Linked DNA regions of Homo sapiens: region 1 is linked to region 2. Evidence: chromatin loops called from intact Hi-C (ENCODE). Cell type or tissue: ovary. All regions are shown on one strand. Each heading gives the region's core, and the rest is flanking DNA. Links, peaks and the distances in the headings are about the cores only. Region 1 holds the start of LOC124900295 (small nucleolar RNA SNORD74). Region 2 has its middle 200 kb from the start of PTEN.

The links. A loop is a pair of places that touch in the nucleus more often than their neighbours do. Peaks named below come from ENCODE experiments on the same cell type or tissue, not always from the same donor. Only the 100,000 strongest peaks of a DNase experiment are listed, where the experiment ranks them.
Region 1: a loop joins it to region 2, with 2.1 times the contacts of the local background. A loop is called at or near these places in 2 of 110 quality-filtered maps.

The regions. Positions count from the first base shown.
Region 1 is chr10:87,990,585-87,999,458 of GRCh38, reverse strand. LOC124900295 (small nucleolar RNA SNORD74) reads left to right here and starts at 4,764; the gene lies at 4,764-4,841. In ovary, for the core only: no CTCF peak of the experiment used is centred there; no DNase peak of the experiment used is centred there.
Region 2 is chr10:88,059,652-88,068,525 of GRCh38, reverse strand. No RefSeq gene overlaps it. Among named protein-coding and RNA genes, the nearest start is that of PTEN, 200 kb to the right of the region's middle. RefSeq lists an enhancer at 6,045-6,104. In ovary, for the core only: no CTCF peak of the experiment used is centred there; a DNase peak (open chromatin) is centred at 3,841; H3K27ac peaks cover 1,171 bases.

The DNA of each region.
Region 1 (8,874 bases), core at 616-8,615, 69 kb after region 2:
TTCTGATTTCCTTGAGCAGTGGTCTGAGTTCTCCTTGAAGAGGTCCTTTACTTCCCTTGTTAGCTGTATTCCTAGGTATTCTATTCTCTTTGTATCTAATGAGAATGGAAGTTCATTCATGATTTGGCTCTCTGCTTGTCTATTGTTGGTGTATAGGAATGCCTGTGATTTTTGCACATTGATTTTCTATGCTGAGACTTTGCTGATGTTGATTATTAGCTTAAGAAGTTTTGGGGCTAAGATGATGGGGTTTTCTAGATATAAGATTATGTCATCTGCAAACAGAGATAGTTTGATTTCCTCTCTTCCTATTTGAATACGTTTTATTTCTTTCTCTTGTCTGATTGCCCTGGCCAGAACTTCCAATACTATGTTGAATAGGAGTGGTGAGAGAGGATATCCTGTCTTGTGCCGGTTTTCAAGAGGAATGCTTCCAGCTTTTTCCCATTCCGTATGATATTGGCTGTAGGTCTGTCATGAATGGCTCTTCTTATTTGTAGGTATGTTCCATCAATACCTAGTTTACTGAAAGTTTTTAACATGAAGGGATGTTGAATTTTATTGAAGGCTTTTTCTGTGTCTATTGAGATAATCATGTGGTTTTTGTCTTTAGTGCTGTTTATGTGATGAATTACATTTATTGATTTTTATATATTGAACCAGCCTTGCATCTGGGTATGAAGCCAACTGGATTGTAGTGGATAAGCCTTTTGATGAGCTGCTAGATTCAGTCTGCCAGTACTTTATTGAATATTTTTGCATTGAAGTTCATCAGGGATATTGACCTGCAGTTTTTAATAATGTGACTTTTGCAATCTTTTAGGTAACCATGTGGTATAGTTTGGATATTTGTCCCCACCCAAATCTCATGTTGAATTGTAATCCCCAGTGTTGGAGGTGGGGCCTGGTGGAAGGTATTTGGATCATGGGGACAAATCCCTTATGGCTTGATACTGTCTTCATGATAGTGAGTTCTCATGAGATTTGGTCACTGAAAAGTTGTGGCACCTCCCCCACACAACTCTCTCTCTCCTGCTCTTGCTTGTGCCATGTGATGTGCCTGCTCCTGCTTCACCATCTGCCATAATTGTAAGCTTCCTGAGGCTTCCCCAGAAGCAGAGCAGATACCAGCAGCATGCTTCCTGGATAGCCCACAGAACCATGAGCCAATTAAACCTCTTTGCTTATAAACTACCCAGTCTCAGGCATTTCTTTATGGCAACACAAGAGTGGCCTAATATACGATGTTTATCATAGTTTTATGTACCCTGTTCTAAATTGAATAGTTTCAAGGCTTATTACTGTCACTAGCCCTTCCATACCATGATTTCTCACTTCAAGAGGTTTTATTTACTTATATTTAAATTTTGAATGAATAATTCCATAAAACTTTAAAGGCAAGAACGTCACCAAGACAATTCTAGGTGTTGTTCATTTTGTCATTAATTATACATTAGCCACAGGCATATCTGGATCATTGTTTTTTTCAGAAACATCTTTGTTTTATTTGTTCTCTCCCTTTTGGGATCACCAATTATCCACATGCTACACCATTATTATTTGTCTCCTGTATCTTTTATATTCCTTCTAACTCTCTAGTCTTCTTGCCTATTTCCTCTATGTTCTTACAAAGCTTCTTATACTTATCTCATTTAACTGGCTTGATTCTCTGCAGTGGTAATTCCACTCTTCATTGCTTCATATGCCATTATAATGTCTGTTGTGGTCTTACTTGTTCCCTTACATTTTAGTCTTACATTTCTTTTTTATTCTCATTCTGTTGTCTTACCATAACATCTTCTATCGCTTATTCAAAGAAATCATAATTTGTTTAAGTATCCTGAAATTTCTAAGCAAATGCTCCCTAAAACTGAACTGTCTTTTCTGGAGTATGTTCAGCCTTTGGTTTGGGGAATGCTATGGTAATCTTCTACTTTTATGTGGCAGAATATTTTATATATCCCATTTTTTGTTTTGTTTCGTTTCATTGTTGTTTACTTTAGAAATCATTCATTTAATTTAAAAAATAAGACGGGTTGCAGCGGCACATGCCTGTAATCTCAGCAATTTGGGAGGCTGAGGCAGGAGGATCCCTTGAGTACAGGAGTTCGAGACCAGCCTGGGCAATACAGTTGAAACCACTTCTAAAAATAAAATATTAGCCTAGTGTGGTGGCGTGCACCTATGGTCCCAGCTACTCGGGAGGCTAAGGTGAGAAGATTGCTTGAACACAGGAGTTGGAGGCCACAGTGAGCTGTGATCACGCCACTGAACTCCAGCCTGGGTGACAGAGCAAGATCCCATCTTAAATAGATAAATAAAATAATTTTCAAAATATATTTATTGAGATAAAGGTAAAGAAAAAAATCTTAGCACTAGCCTGCAGTTTCATCTTCTAGTGTGAAAAATCTTTAAACAAGTAAGCAAAGAAATATCCAATGTGAACTGGGGAAAGTCATTTAAGAAAAAGGGAGTCCTATCAGAAAGAATACTTTGGGGAACCTCTTTTGTTTGGGTGATTCCCTAGACCTCTTGAGAAGTACCATTTAAGATAAAATTTAGGCCAGGTGCAGTGGCTCATGCCTGTAATCCCAGCACTTTGGGAGGCTGGGGTGGGCAGATCACCTGAGGTCAGGAGTTCGAGACCAGCCTAGCCAACGTGATGAAAGCCATCTCTACTAAAAATACAAAAAATTAGCCGGACGTGGTGGTGCACACCTGTAATTTCAGCTACTCAGGAGGCTGAGGCACAGGAATTGCTTGAACCCAGGAGGCAGAAGTTGCAGCGAGCCAAGACCACATCAGTGCACTCTAGCCTGGGAGACAGAGCAAGACTCTGTCTCAAAAAAAATACAATGAACAAGGTAAAAATACCAGCACATGCAAAGCTCTGAGGTCAGAAACACTCCAGTTCCTCTCCACCCTAATCACTCTGCAGGAGATAAAGAGGTTGGAAAAAACCAGGTCATTCCCAGTGTTGTACAAGCTTGGACATTCTTGGAAATGCCAGGAGAAGTTATTAGGATCTTTAGGGGAAAGGACTGACATGGTCTGATCGATGCTTCAAGTTTATTAGGACTGCTATCTGAAGAATGGGGTTGAAAGAAAAAAGGAGAAGCAAGGGCCAATTAGGAAGGTTTGTCAGTAATCCCAGTAAGAAATTATAGCAGTTTGAATTAAGAGAGAAAGACTAAAGTTATACTTTGGAATAAGAATCTTAGATTAAATGGATTGGATTAAATGTGGTGGAGAGAAGGTTGTTAAATAAGGAGAAAAAAATATTAGGCCTTTGGCTTGAACAACCAGGTGGACGGTGCTGCTGTTTACTGAGATGTGAAAGACTAGGGGAAGAACAGGGTTAGGGCTGAAAATCAAGAATTCAGTTTTGGACATGTTAAGCTTGAGATGCATGTGAAAAATAGATAACATGGAGACTCTGTGGAGAAATAGTAGATGGAAATAGAAACTTGAGAAGTCATCAGGATACAGAGGTATTTAACATGAATGGATTGGAGCACCTTGGGTAGAAGTATAGAGGGAGATGAGTAGGTAGCCAAACACCACAACCTAAGGGACTCCAAAGTTTAGACATGTAGTAGAGAAGGAAGAGATGTAAGGAGGACCCAAAGACTGTGGAGTCACAGAAGCCAAGAAAGAAAGGTGTTTCAAGAACAGTGGTCGACTTTCATTTAAAATGGCAAAATGAAGATACTTCTACACACTTCTCTCAGAAATCTCCTTCAAACAACAAAGAGAATGAGAACAGAAACACAAATTCCAACTTTAATGAATGCTAGAGACATTTGTAGCCAACAAAAATATGAAGATGAAAAGAGGTGGAAGGATAGTAACTACCTATAGGAACAGTAGAAAGTGAAACAAGTGCTTGCAGAGAGATACTGATGAGAAGAAAGTTGATTGACTCTGCCTAACCCTGAAAAGACACAGAAAATGGAGTTATCCAGTACTATAAAAAAGGGAGAAAAATGGAAAATTGAGCCTTGGGATTTTGGATCTCTTGCGCCACAATATGAATGGACAACCAAGTATTTCCAGACATTTACAGTAATATAAAAATAGAGATTCAAACAAACTGTAAAAAGGAACTTGAAGAGGAAAAAAAGTATAAAAGCTGAAGAACTCTTGAAATTTAAAACACTGTAATTACTCCTCTCAGAATGATAAGAATATATTGTGTGTATAAATCAGCAACAGGAAGCCACATAAAAGAAAAGTTCGGCCAGGCACAGAGGCTCACACCTGTAATCCCAACAAGCGTTGGGAGGCGAGGCAGACAGATCATGAGGTCAAGAGATTGAGACCATCCTGGCCAACATGGTGAAACCCCGTCTCTACTAAAAAATACAAAAATAAGCTGGGCATGGTGGTGCACACCTGTAGTCCCAGCTGCTCGGAAGGCTGAAGCAGGAGAATCGCTCAAACCCGGGAGGCAGAGGTTGCAGTGAGTCGAGATCACACCACTGCACTCCATCCTAGCAACAGAGTGAGACTCTGTCTCAAAAAAAAAAAAAAAGAAAAAGAAAAAGAAAAAAAAAGACAGAAAAATTCAGAGAACAAGAAAGAGATCTTGGAAATAAAAATACAACTGCAATGACTTTTTAAAAATCAATAGAGCAATTGGAAGATACAAACCAAGAAAATCCCTCACTTTTCTTTGAAATTAAGGACTTGTTAATAATAATACAGAAAACTTCCTCCCAGAATTTAGAAAAAAAAGAGAAAGCTTTTTGCAATCAAATTATCAGTCCAGCCTCTGATGAAGCCTATGTTAGTAGGCACATCTGAGTGGTAATGAATGCCAGCAGCTCTGATGAAAAAAACAGGATCAATCCAGAAGATGAGTTCCAGAAAGGAAGAAGAACAGAGAAAATAATGGGAGGGAAATTATTTTATATACACACACTTAATTCCCAGAATTAAAAGACATAAAACTATAAATTAAAAGGATCCACAATTACACACAATGAATATTAAAAGATCCCTAGGACACATTATCATAAAATTTTAGAACATCAAAAATGAAAAGAAGATCCTAAAAGCTTCCAGACAGAAAAACAGGTCCCATAGAAATGACAGAAATCCAAATGGTATTTGGCTTTACAACAGCTATATCAGAGGTGGCAGCATAGGGGAAAGGTTGGAAACCTGGCTGCTGGGTTTGAATCCTGACTCTATACTCTGTGAGTAATGATAGTGTTGTTATGAGGATAAGGTAGGTTCGTATTTATAAGCGTGCAGAACAGTGTCTGGTACCTAATATTTGCGATTTAAGTATTTTCTAAATATACCTAGGGAAGATAAATTGAACACGTATTCTAAATTCTGAGGGTAAATGAGTAAATGAGCTGCCACTTGCAAGTCAGTACCTAACTAAAACTCTTAAATAGGTATAAGAATAGAAAAAAACATCTTTTTTTTTTTTTAGGCAGAGTCTCTTTCACCCAGGCTAGAGTGCAGTGGTGCGATCTCGGCTCACTGCAACCTCCACCTCCCAGGATTAAGCAATTCTCATGCCTCAGCCTTCCTAGTAACTGGGATTACAGGTGCTCGCCTGTAATTAGCACCAGCTAATTTTTGTATTTTTAGTAGAGATGGGGTTTCGCCATGTTGGCCATGCTGGTCTTGAACTCCTGACCTCAGGTGATCCACCCACCTTGGCCTCCCAAAGTGCTGGGATTACAGGAATTAGAAAAAAAAAAAAAAAAAAAAAACATATTTTCAGGCATGCAAAGTCACCCCCAAAATTAACTTCCTCTGCACCTTTTCTCAGGAAGCTCCAGAATTATAAGCATCACTGAAAATAGGGATTAAACTAAGAAAGAGGATACAATAGGCAGGAAATAGGGAACCTAACACAGGAGAAAAGCAAAGGAAAGTCCCAGAATGACAGCTGGATAGCAGGCCTAGAGGGTAATCAGTGAAGATCACAGGATGGTCTTCAGAAAAATAAATGAAATGGATAGATTCCTGCCAGATTTGACCATGTCAGACATCATACTGAAAGAAGGAAGAAAAATTAGCAAAGGCTGCAAGGTACAAGGAAATGAACAAATGAAAATAAATCAGGCAATTACTATGTACAGGAAAAACAGAAAGTTGAATAAGAAAAAGAAACAATCAGTACACTGCTTGGCCAAGCTGACAGCAGTATTAATTTAGTCCATTAATAAAAATATTTAATAGTGATTTAAGTAGAAACAGTGATATAACTATTCCAGAGGATTAAAAAGGGATAAGAGTTGGGGCTTGGGAGATATGTGTGCTAAACAGCAACTACCAAAATGAGAAGCCAATATAATCTCTAAAGTTAAAAAGCAAAGAGAGTATTGACATATTATTTAGAAATATGGAGGTAAACACAGGACTGGAATACTTACCCTAAATAGTGTGTATGTATTCTCCTGAGCCTCCTTATTAATCCTAGGCACCACTTAAAAATCGCCTCTTAGATCCATTTGGAGGGCTGATGATGTATGGTCTTCTCATAACTGTTCTAAAAGAAATCTAAAGAATATTGGAGAGAGCTGAGGCCAGGCCTGCCTGGGATCAGGTGAGGAAGAGGAAATAATCTTTATTATTTGACTTCTATATTTCACCCTGTCTCATAGGAAGGTAGATTCCCATGTCCATTGCTCTTTGGTTTGATAGTCGCTCTTGGTACACCCACCATTTGATACAGATTCCCTTTCTCTTGGTGGGAAAGTGAGCACTGATAGTTCTGTTTGGGAAAGTCCTTCTTTTCCTTGAAGTGAAGCCCTAAGTTACTGAGAAGACGAATCAAAGAAAATACTCAATTTACTGTTTGTTACTATAAGCTGTACTCTTTTTTGTTTTGCTGTTTTGTTTTGTTTTGAGACAGAATCTCGCTCTGTCGCCCAGGCTGGAGTACAGTGGCGCGATCTCGGCTCACTGCAACCTCCGCCTCCCGGGTTCAAGCGATTCTCCAGCCTCAGCCTCCCGAGTAGCTGGGACTACAGACGTGCGCCACTACGCCTAGCTAATGTTTGTATTTTTAGTAGAGACGGGGTTTCACCATGTTGGTTGGCCAGGATGGTCTCGATCTCTTGACCTCGTGATCTGCCCGCCTTGGCCTCCCAAAGTGCTGGGATTAGAGGCGAGAGCCACCGCGCCCGGCCCAGTATAAGCTATGCTCTTACAGCCACATCTCCCACTCTGCCTCAGCCTCTCTCTAAATTAAGGGGTTCCAGTTAGGTTTCCAGGATTTCCTTTCTCTGTCTCTTCAGTCCGGGCTCATTGCACCATAACTAATAGAAATTCTTTGAATTTTGTGGAATGTGGTTGGCAACATTCCCTGGTTTCAAAACAAATTAGTTGGGAGCATTTTGTTTTTTTGAAAGTCTCTTGGCCATTTCCAGTTCTGAGAAAAGCTTCAGAAACTTATATGTAAACTGCCATCTTTCCCAGAAACCTGTGGCAAGGTTTCTTGATTCTCCTAAGTGTGTTTAACTCATGTCTAAATATCCCTATAAAAAGTATCAAATTGTAATATATTGAAAATAGGCCTTTTCAAATTCACAACCTAAGGGGGCTTCTATTGTAATGTATACTAGATAGTGCCACCTGGTCCTGTATTGATTGAATTATACAAGGATGTATATTGTTAAGAAGAATGTTTAAAATTTTAATACAAACAAAATATGATATAGTCACAAAATGAAATATTTAGCCACAGAAAGGAATGAAGTTATTCAACATAGATGAAACTTGAAAATATTATACTAAGTGAAGAAGCTAGACACAAAAGGCTATTATCATATGACTCCATTTGTATGAATTGTCCAGAGAAAACAAATCTGTAGAGACATAAAGTAGATTACTGGTTTCAGAGTATAGGGGAAAGGGAAATGGAGAATGATTGCTAGTGGATACAGTGATGAAAATGCTTTGGAAAAGAAAGGGGTGGTGACTGCACCACTTTCTGAGTATAGCAAAAAACCACGAGTGTACACTTTAAAAAGGTGAATGTTACAGTGTGTGAATTACATCTCAATTAAAAAAAAATGAATACACTCTCCCTGGGGCACTGAAACGTGTTTAAAAATTTCAAACCATAGCATGCACAATTGCATACAAAAGAAGAATTCACAGAGCTATGCAGAAAGTGACAAGCCCTAAAACTTACTTAGAGTTTTATGTACCAGTCATGGAATCAAAACATTAATAAGTGGTAAAATAAAATGGAGTTCTGAAATGTGAATAGTGTGCTACCATTTGAATTTTAAAAAAGAAAAAAAAGAGGGCCGGGTGCAGTGGCTTACACCTGTAATCCCAGAACTTTGGGAGGCCGAGGCGGGCAGATCACTTGAGGTCAGGAGTTCAAGACCAGCCTGGCCAACATGGTGAAACCCCATCTCTACTGAAAATACAAAAATTAGCCGGGTGTGGTTGCACGTGCCTGTAATCCCAGCTACTCAGGAGGCCGAGACACAAGAATCATTTGAACCTGTGAGGCGAAGGATGCAGTGAATCGAGATCGCGCCACTGCACTCCAGCCTGGGCAACAGAGTGAGACTCTGTCAAAAAAAGAAAGCAAAGAAAAAGAATAAAATTTTTTACATATACGTAAAATATCTTAAGGCAATATTTTAAAAATGGTCACAGTGGTTGTTTTCAATGAGAACTGGCTAAGAAATGTGTGACAGTGTAGTTAAGACTTTCACTAGATATCCTTCTGATTTTAAACCATGAATGAAATACACATTCAAAATAAATGAAAATTAAATTAATTTTGCCTAATTTTAGTTAACTTTATATTTACAAATACAATCTCCAACTATAACTGTAGTGTTTTCTATGTGTACTTTCAGGTCTTTAGCTTTTGTTTAATATATT
Region 2 (8,874 bases), core at 344-8,343:
AAATTACTCTGGATTATCTGGGTGGGCCCAGCTTAATCATATGAACCCTTAAAAGTGGAGAATGTTTTCCAGCTAAGGTCAGAGAAAGAGACTTGACAAAGGAAGAAGGGTCATAGGGATGTGATACCGCTAGCTTTAGAGATGAAGGAAGAGGACCACAGCCAAGAAATGTGGGTAGCCTCTGAACACAATACAAGGCAAGGACACGGGCTCTCTCCTTGAGCCTCTAGAAGGAGCACAGCCATAAGGCATTCTTAAACTATGTCGCTTACCTTACCTACCTCATCCACTTACTACTTGTATGGCTAATGGCATGAGGAAGTCACTAAAACTCTCCGAGCCTTCCTGGCCTCCACTTAAATGGGAGTGGTACCCACAGAGGGTCAGGAGGCTCAATCAAATCTCAAATTCATTATCTCTTGCTTCTCATGCACAAGTCAGTGTCAGCAGGAGGCATCAGTGCTTCTGCAAAAATAACTAATTCAACATTACTTTGTCAGATCACAACCCTTCTTTGCTAAAACCTTCCAGAGGCTCCCTGTCTCACTCACAGAACAACCTCATGGACTTCCTCTGTTCTCAGGATTCTCATGACACAATATGACCCCATTTCCTCTGACTATAGGTCCTTCCTCTCTCCCCCTTCCTGATGGTGCTCCAGCCATACTGGCCACCTTGCTGTTCCTGAGGCACACCAGGCAGCTTCCAGCCTCAGGACATTTGCACTTGCTGTTTTCTCTGCTTAGAGCCCTCTTCCCCCATATCCACATAGCTTGCTCCCTCAACTCCTTTAGATCTTCATTCGGCTATTACCTTCTTCCTGAGGCCTTCCCTAACAACCCTATGAAAATTGCAATACCTGCCAGCCAAACATTCCCCATCCTCCCTTCACTTTAATTTCCGCCATAGTAATTTCATCTTCTCACATGCTGCATATTTAACTGTTTTGTTTACTTTCTTTCCTCCATTGGAATATAAGCTCTATCAGGGCTTTTCATGAAGGACATGCAAGTAGATGCTTGATAAATATTTGTTGGATAAATAAATCAGTGCATATACCAATCTGAAGTCACAAAATCAATATGAGCATCACCTTCCACTAAAGACATATCCTTTCAGTTATCGATGAAAAATGAAGTTGAAAACACAATAATCAGCCTGTCATTGAACAATGCAGCTGCAGCTAAGATCAAGTTCTTGACTGACTTTGCCGAGCCCAACCAATTCAAAGGAAGAATAAAAACATGGTCAAGGGACCCAAGACCCAGCTCTTATCCCCTACTCAGAGAAAACCCAGAGAGAACCAGCCTTCTGATGTCTTGTCCTTCCTGGTTTTGACCAACCTCTAAAAACCATAAGAACAGTTTGTCTCAGTATTTCAGTACTTCCGCTTCCAGGCCCAGGAAAGAGCAGGAAGTGCAGGGGCGTGTGAAAATCAAGAAAAAAGAAGAATTAAACCCGCTACACATGAAGCGCTCAAAGACTTCCTCTGTAACCTGTTGCAGCACACGAGTTTCAATGTGCTTTCACTGAGAGCCCAGGGGGACTGTGCTGTCCCCAGAATTTCGCACCATGCCCCACACTCTCAATGAACACTTGTTGCCTAAAAAAAAAAAATTAAATTTTAAGACCTTCAGTTTCTCTATTTGTATAAAGTGATTATAAAACCTACCTTATGGAGCTGTCTGATGATCACATATGAAATCGCATATGTTAAGTGCTTATGCAGCGTCTGGCACATGATCAGCATTAATTTTATGTGAACTGCCATTTTGATGGCAGTGGTGGCGATCTGATGGTGGAGGAGGTTTAGTTAGCGCTGGGTAGATTGTAACATATACCTATCCTTAATGATTTGTTCAACCTGGAATTTTGGACGGAGCCTGGGCCTGAGGAGTTGAACCTTAGAGTGATCCATTTCTCTTGGAAAAGTCCTGTTCAGTTTGAGCAAGAAACTCTGGAAAGGGGAAGGATGTATTTTAATCCCAGCTACCAGGGTGACAGGCAGCAGAACTGAAACAGCATGACTAAGCACAGACCATCTCCTTTCATTACATGGGGGGCTGAGGTCTTTCCTCTCTACTGCCAGGGACTGGAGAAAGGAAAGATACCCAGTTTAATTGCATCTGATAAACGGATAGTAAAGTCCAAGAGTAGACAATTGGAATATTTCCCCAGCCTTTTTCCTGTTAGGTTCTCAAAGCTAGAAAAAAAATGCTGAATGTCTTTTCCCTAACTTCATATCGCCATATGAAGCCCAGCTAAGTTTCCCTTGAAGTTCACTAGCCCATTTCCTCTGTAGGTCTACAGGGGCCACCTGCCAATGTGCAGGGATTAAATGAAGAAATAAAGACCTAAGGCCTTTCTAGAAGCTAAAAACCCTAGGACTCCCTAAACACTTTGGAGTTGCAGCTCCCATTGGTTAAGAGGTATGGATCGCATAGTTTCAAGCTGAGCCATGCTTTTCGGAATACTCTGCTTTTTCTCATCTTTTTCCACTATAGTAATACTATAAATGAGATCTCTTCCAGAAATAAAGGCAGAAAGCCCCAAGCTCGATGCTAAAGATGTTTGTGACAGAGTTCTGCAAGAATAGGATATTTGCAGTCTCGTCTGCGATAATCATTTCAGAAGTGGCTGCTGATACTGGTAGGTATGCAGTCAGCAATTGTGGTGGAAACGGGGAATGTCTGCTCAAAGAGACAGAATGTGCAATGACTCAAATGATTTCCAGCAATTGTCAATACTATTTGATGTTAGTCATTTATGCTACCTTTTTCTTATTTATAGATTCCTAGCTTTAAATTAACCTCCCTGATATATGGAAGTAATTTGGTCAGTAATAAGTTCCTTTGTTTTGGGTTTTTTGTTGTTTTTTTTTTTTAGGACTATGTGGCAGAGGAGACTCCTGACTTTCACTTCTCTAAATAACCAACAACTCCTCACTGTCCCTGTGTAAAGCTATCATGGCTGTGGGGAAGGAGAGACACTTCAAGGACAGCTCAGAGCAAAGTACCAGTTTAAAATCTTCTCACGAGAAGAGCAGCATCCTTCACTCATTTGTCCTTTCACTGAGGGTGCACTACATGTACTCACTGTGCTAGATATTGGGAATACAGGGCTGAGTGAGACATGGGCAGACTCCCTGAGAGGTAACACTCAGACTACATCTCAAAGGATAACTAGATATCCGCCAATCAAGATGGAGCAGCAGGCCAGGTATACAGGCTCAGCATCACTTTGGGCGTTGCTTTATCTTAAAAAGCTGCCTGAACCACTTAAAGGGACCCACTGCTGCCTTCAAAAGAGTACAGTGATATGCATCTTCCTGAGGTCTTTCTAAGCCACTTCTGGAGCTAGATATATGTTTCTCAGATGTCTCTGAAACAAGGTTTCCAGGCAACTACATCTGAGGCCATTGGTGCTGCAATATGACTGAAAGGAAAGAGGGTGTGTACTTCAACAGCCTTGCTGTAAGCAAGGTGGCTTCATCCCCTCCCCCCACCTGAAATTGAGAAACACAGAAGTGACCACAGTCCTAGGCCACTGTGTGCAAAAATGGGAAATGTCACTCATCAGGTCCTCTCCCACGTTTAACCAGAATCATCAGCCTATAGATTCGGGAACTGAGTGGCTTGACCATTTTGCACGTAAGCCATATGCAATTGGTCCAAAGGAGACCAGTGAGCAACAATTCAATTTAGAGTTCACTGAACTCTCTGGTTTGGGAAGGAAATTGCTAGTAATCAATTGCAGCAAGCATACAGGCTCAGGGCCAGGAAGAGAAAAATCACTTTAATGGGCAAAGCAGATGTTGCTAAATTCATTGCAAAAGTGAGATGGGCACAGAGCCAGGCCTTGCATGAGAGATGCTGATCTGTTCTCCTGAATGAACAAAACAGAGACATTTCAAAAAGGGGGGTTTCTATGAAAGAAGCCAGAGGTCTGTGTCCCTGTTAGAGTAAATAAAAGAAAATGCACCCAGGTGTTCAGGTCCCCCATACCACCACAGGACTTAAAGTTGTTAACATCTTACGAGGATTTTTAAACAAATCCAGAATACTAGCAAAAACTGCCTGGGGAGTCTTCATTCGGTTCTAAGGAGAGTATGTGGTAGAGTAGAGAGAACACGGGCTTTGGCATCAGATCTGTTTCTTCCATGAATTAGTTGCTTCCACCACCAAGAAGTTGTATGACTTGGGCAAAGTTCTTAACACCTCTCAGTCTCAGTTTCCTCCACTGTAAAATGGGCCTAATGTCATTTACCTTATTAGAGCAGTTGTGAGGACTAGTGATAATGTCTGTAAAGTATGGTAGAGAAATGCACTTAAGCAATAACATGTTTTCAGAACCATGAAAAGACTAGTGACACTAGGATGTGGGGAGAATTGGTTAATGACAGGGCAGGGTGGGGTGGGATGGGGAGAATTTCTGGCCCAATATTGACCAGCTTTGGCACGTGCTCTTGGTGAAGGATTACTTCACAGGTCACATGTTTCTTTGCATGCTTAGGCTGATAAAACATCTCTCAAGAATATAAGAGCTCAGCAAGTGTAGGAGCATAGCCCAAGAAAGGTCACTGTGTGTACTTAGAACATTTTCATGGAGTAGCTTCAAATGCAAGCCTCCTAAAAGAGAGTTGATTCTGATTCCCCAAATCTGAAATGTTCTTTACTTACCTAATTCCCACTCATCCTTCAAGGCCCAACCAGAGTCCCTCCTCTGAGAATCATCCCAAATTCCTCTGGAGCTCACCATCTCTACCTACTCACATATTGCCCAGTTTATATCAGCTGCCTTCAATCCTTCCTGGAACAAGACATTAATCCCATTCAGTAAAAACTTTAAATGCTACTTACTCAATTCTTTGGCCTGTCATAGTAAAGTGTCATACACTGATCATCACCTGAATCATGTGGTTCTACCCCAAATACTTAGCAACTTCCTAGAGTTTAGATATTGAACTTGCACTAATTAAAATCTCTAAATCAGAAGGCAGAGAGAGCTGAGGGCTCTGACACTTGACTAGTTGTGTGAGCTTGGGCCAAGTTTCATGGCCTTCTCAAGCCTTAGTTCTCTCATCTGTATACTGGAGATAATAATAGCACCTTCCTCCTAGGACTTGTGTGAGACTTTCGTGAGCTCGGTCCTGCAAAGTGCTCAGCACTACATTGTTAGCTGAGTAGTAACAGTCACTTTCCTGAAAGCTTCTTCACCCAGAGGGGCTAGCCCATGCCTGTGCACAAAGAATGTCAAATTACATTCACACCCCCTGAGATTTCCAAGCTACAGGCCATTTTCACAGTGGCCACTCTCCAGAAAGCTAAGTCCTGCTGAAAGTATGTTTCCAAGTTGCCATCACCTTTAGAATATTTCTGATAAGCAAGCAAAACTGCCTGTGGCCTTTGGCAGTGAATTTCTGGGGGCTGGTAAGAGGAGGATGTTTACCAGAGCACAAAGGCCAGGTCATAAGCAGAGAATATTTTGGCCCAGACAGATCCCAGAGAAGGCATTTTTGCCAAGCACAGACTCCATTCTCAGGTCCTGAAGTCAGCATTAGACACTAAACAAACCTTCCCGGGTTCACATTTGTTTACTTTTGGCCAAATGCAACTTCCTGTTTGAAAGGAAAAGGGCAGTAAAGCTTTCTATAGCCTTCTTGGACATAAAGGCTCTACTTGAAACAATTGATTTGCTAAGGATAAATGAATCAAACGTACACAATGGGGATCTCCCCTCCCCTCAAAATGTTCATGTTTCAACAGGGAAAGTGCTCAACAAAACCAAAACAAATATTTTTTCAACTGCTGGCCAATGAAGATTGTTTAGGCCATTTCTTCTCCTGAGAGCAAGAAAAACAGACATCAGGAGAGAGCTGAGTTACATGTGCTGTGTCAGAGAAGTCACTGCGACACACTTGGGGGTTGAGATTTCAGTTACACAGAAAGTCACAAAGTTGAAGTTCCCACAGCCACTCAAACCACATTCCCTAGCATGAACACAGAACAACCAGCTCTTTCATTACGTGACTACGTCCCAAACCACGTCCTTCAGGATCCTGAAATTCCCTCGGATGCCCATGCGCCCTGCACCTAGGTTTGAAAACTGACTACCAACCCCACATAAATCCACCATAAGATTTTACAAGGATTCAAAATAACTTACTCTGTGTGAGGAGGTGGGGGATGGGGAGGGGAGGTCTGTACTTTTAGAGCATCTAGCAAAGTTAGCATAAAATATAGACTTTAACTTGGGTTTATATATAAAATGAAGGTGCTCTCTACAAATCTTGAATCTCCTTGTCATAAAATATTAAATTTGTAAAGGACCTTAAAAATCTTCTGGTCAACCTCCCCCTATACACAAATATATAAATAATATAGATGAGGAGTAAAGAGGTCGGGAGACATTTCCTCCTTAGACTGTAGACGTCTTGCTTCTTAGGGCAAGAACTATTTTGCTTATCTTCTTATTCTTTAACACAGCATGAACACAATAAAGACTCAGGAAGAAAGTGACAAATGAAGAAGTTAATGAGCTGCCCTGGTCTGCAAAGTCAGGCTCAGCACACAGGACTCTCTCAATGCTGTGCACTCTGCCCAGTCCTATCCCTGTATTTCCACTAGATTGTAATCTCCTTGAGGGCTGAATATGTCATTTATTTGTTTTTTTGGCCATCATACCCTGTGCATTGAACTTTGCAAGTATTCAATAAAAACATTTTGAATGAGTAAAGAAATTAATGAATGACTGAGTAGATGAAAACACACAAAGGAGATAACTAAATATCTTTCTTGAATAATTTCAATATTACTTTGCCCCAAAGGGGAAATTCTTCCAGTTTCTAGGATGCTGGATTTAAGGAGAAGTAGATTTGTGTATATTCCATACATTCCTTTGACCCTTCCCTATTGGTGTCCCACTGGACAATTATAAAACGAGAAAGGGGCCGGGCATGGTGGTTCACACCTGTAATCCCAGCACTTTGGGAGGTCAAGGTGGGCAGATCACCTGAAGTCAGGAGTTCGAGATCAGCCTGGCCAACATGGTGAAACCCCGTCTCTACCAAAGCTAGTCGGGCGTGGTGGCACACACCTGTAGTCCCAGCTACTCAGGAGGCTGAGGCAGGAGAATAGCTTGAATCCGGGAGGCAGAGGTTGCGGTGAGCTGAGATCTCGCCATTGCACTCCAGCCTGGGCAACAGAGTGAGACTCTATCTTAAAAATAAATAAAACGAGAAAGGTAATTATAACAGGAAACATCACTTCCTCCCTCACAGTGCAGCCAGTTCTCTTCAAGCTCATTACCTACTTCAACTTTAATGAAAATGAGTTCGTCTTGGCCCACAAGGCCTTTACATCTGGCTCCAACCTGTCCATCTGTGGCCACCCTACCATGTTTTTAGACTTAAAGAGATCTTTCATGACTTTACGTTCGTGGGCATGCTGCGACCTCCGTCTAGAATACACTTCACCATCACCATGATTACCATGACTGCTACCATCACCACAGCAACCTGGCCACTGATGCCATCACCCTTTTCACCACTCCCACCCACTTCCACCATCACTGTCATCACCACCACCATCACCATCTCCCATCATCGCCACCCACGTCATTCAAAGCCAGCATCACCACCACCACCACCATCACTGCCCTCCATCACCCTCACCACCAATTACTGCCACCTTGCCACCACCCCCTTGAACTTAAAAAATTCTTCTTCCTCTCTTAAGAGCCAGCTCCAGTGGAACCTCCTAAATCTCTCCAGAATTTGGTGCCCAGCCCTTCTCTGAGCTCCAACAGTTACTTGTTCTCCACTACCTGATTGCATCCAGCATATTGCATTGTAGCTTATTCAATAGCATGGCCTTTCTAGCAGCCCATAAGCTCTGCTGCACCCTGAATCCTTGCTTGAAAGGAAATATTTACAGAGTGTCTGACCACAGATCTCAGAGCAATGAGGGTCAAAAGAAAGGGAGTGTGCGAAGACTCCACAGAGAGGAGGCTGGGGTGCTTCTGCCCAGGCTATGGCTACAAGGTTTCAAGAGTTACCAACGTTGCCCATAAACAAAGATGTGGTATGAACTGCTTCTATAGCCTGCCTCTTCCGTCTTTCTAGATTTCTCACTTTCATTTGAATTGTCATTAAACAAAATTACATACCACCTATTCAGTACTAAGATCACAGGCATGCTGGGGAGGAAAACAGCCAGACCACTCTCATGCTGGACTAGAATTGGGTGGGTGGGGCTGGACAGGAAGGGTGTTTGAGGGTCGGGGAAGGCTCCCAGAGGAAGTGAGGTCTAGGCTGAGGTCTGACAGCTGGGTGAGGACTAACCAGGTAAGGAGAGAGGAGAAGAGGTGCTCCATGATGAAGACACGGGTCTCTCTGTTTTGCGAACAAGCCAAGCTTGTTCTCTCATCCAGCCCCTTGTACTTTCCATTTCCTCTGCCTGGATCCTTCTGCTCCCAGATCTTTACATGGACAGCTTTTCTTCATTCAAGTCTCAGCTCAGATGTCACCTAGGCAGAGAAACCTTCCATTTCCCACTGTCTAGCTCAGTGCTTCTCAAACATTAGCATGCAAAGAAATGACAAGGGGATCCTGTTACAATGATGATTCTGAATCAGTAGGTCTAGGCCGTCTTCTGAGATTCTGCATTTTTAACAAACTGATTGCTCATATGTTGTTGTTGACTCAAAGATCATGCTTTGGGTAGCTCTAGCTGAAAATCGTCATGTCTGATTTTCTTCATAGCTCTTATCGTTACATAAAATACCTTGTTCATTATTTTTTTCTAGTTACTGTTCTCATATATACACAAACCACCCCTAGAATGTGAGTTCCATGAAATCAGGTATATGTTTTGC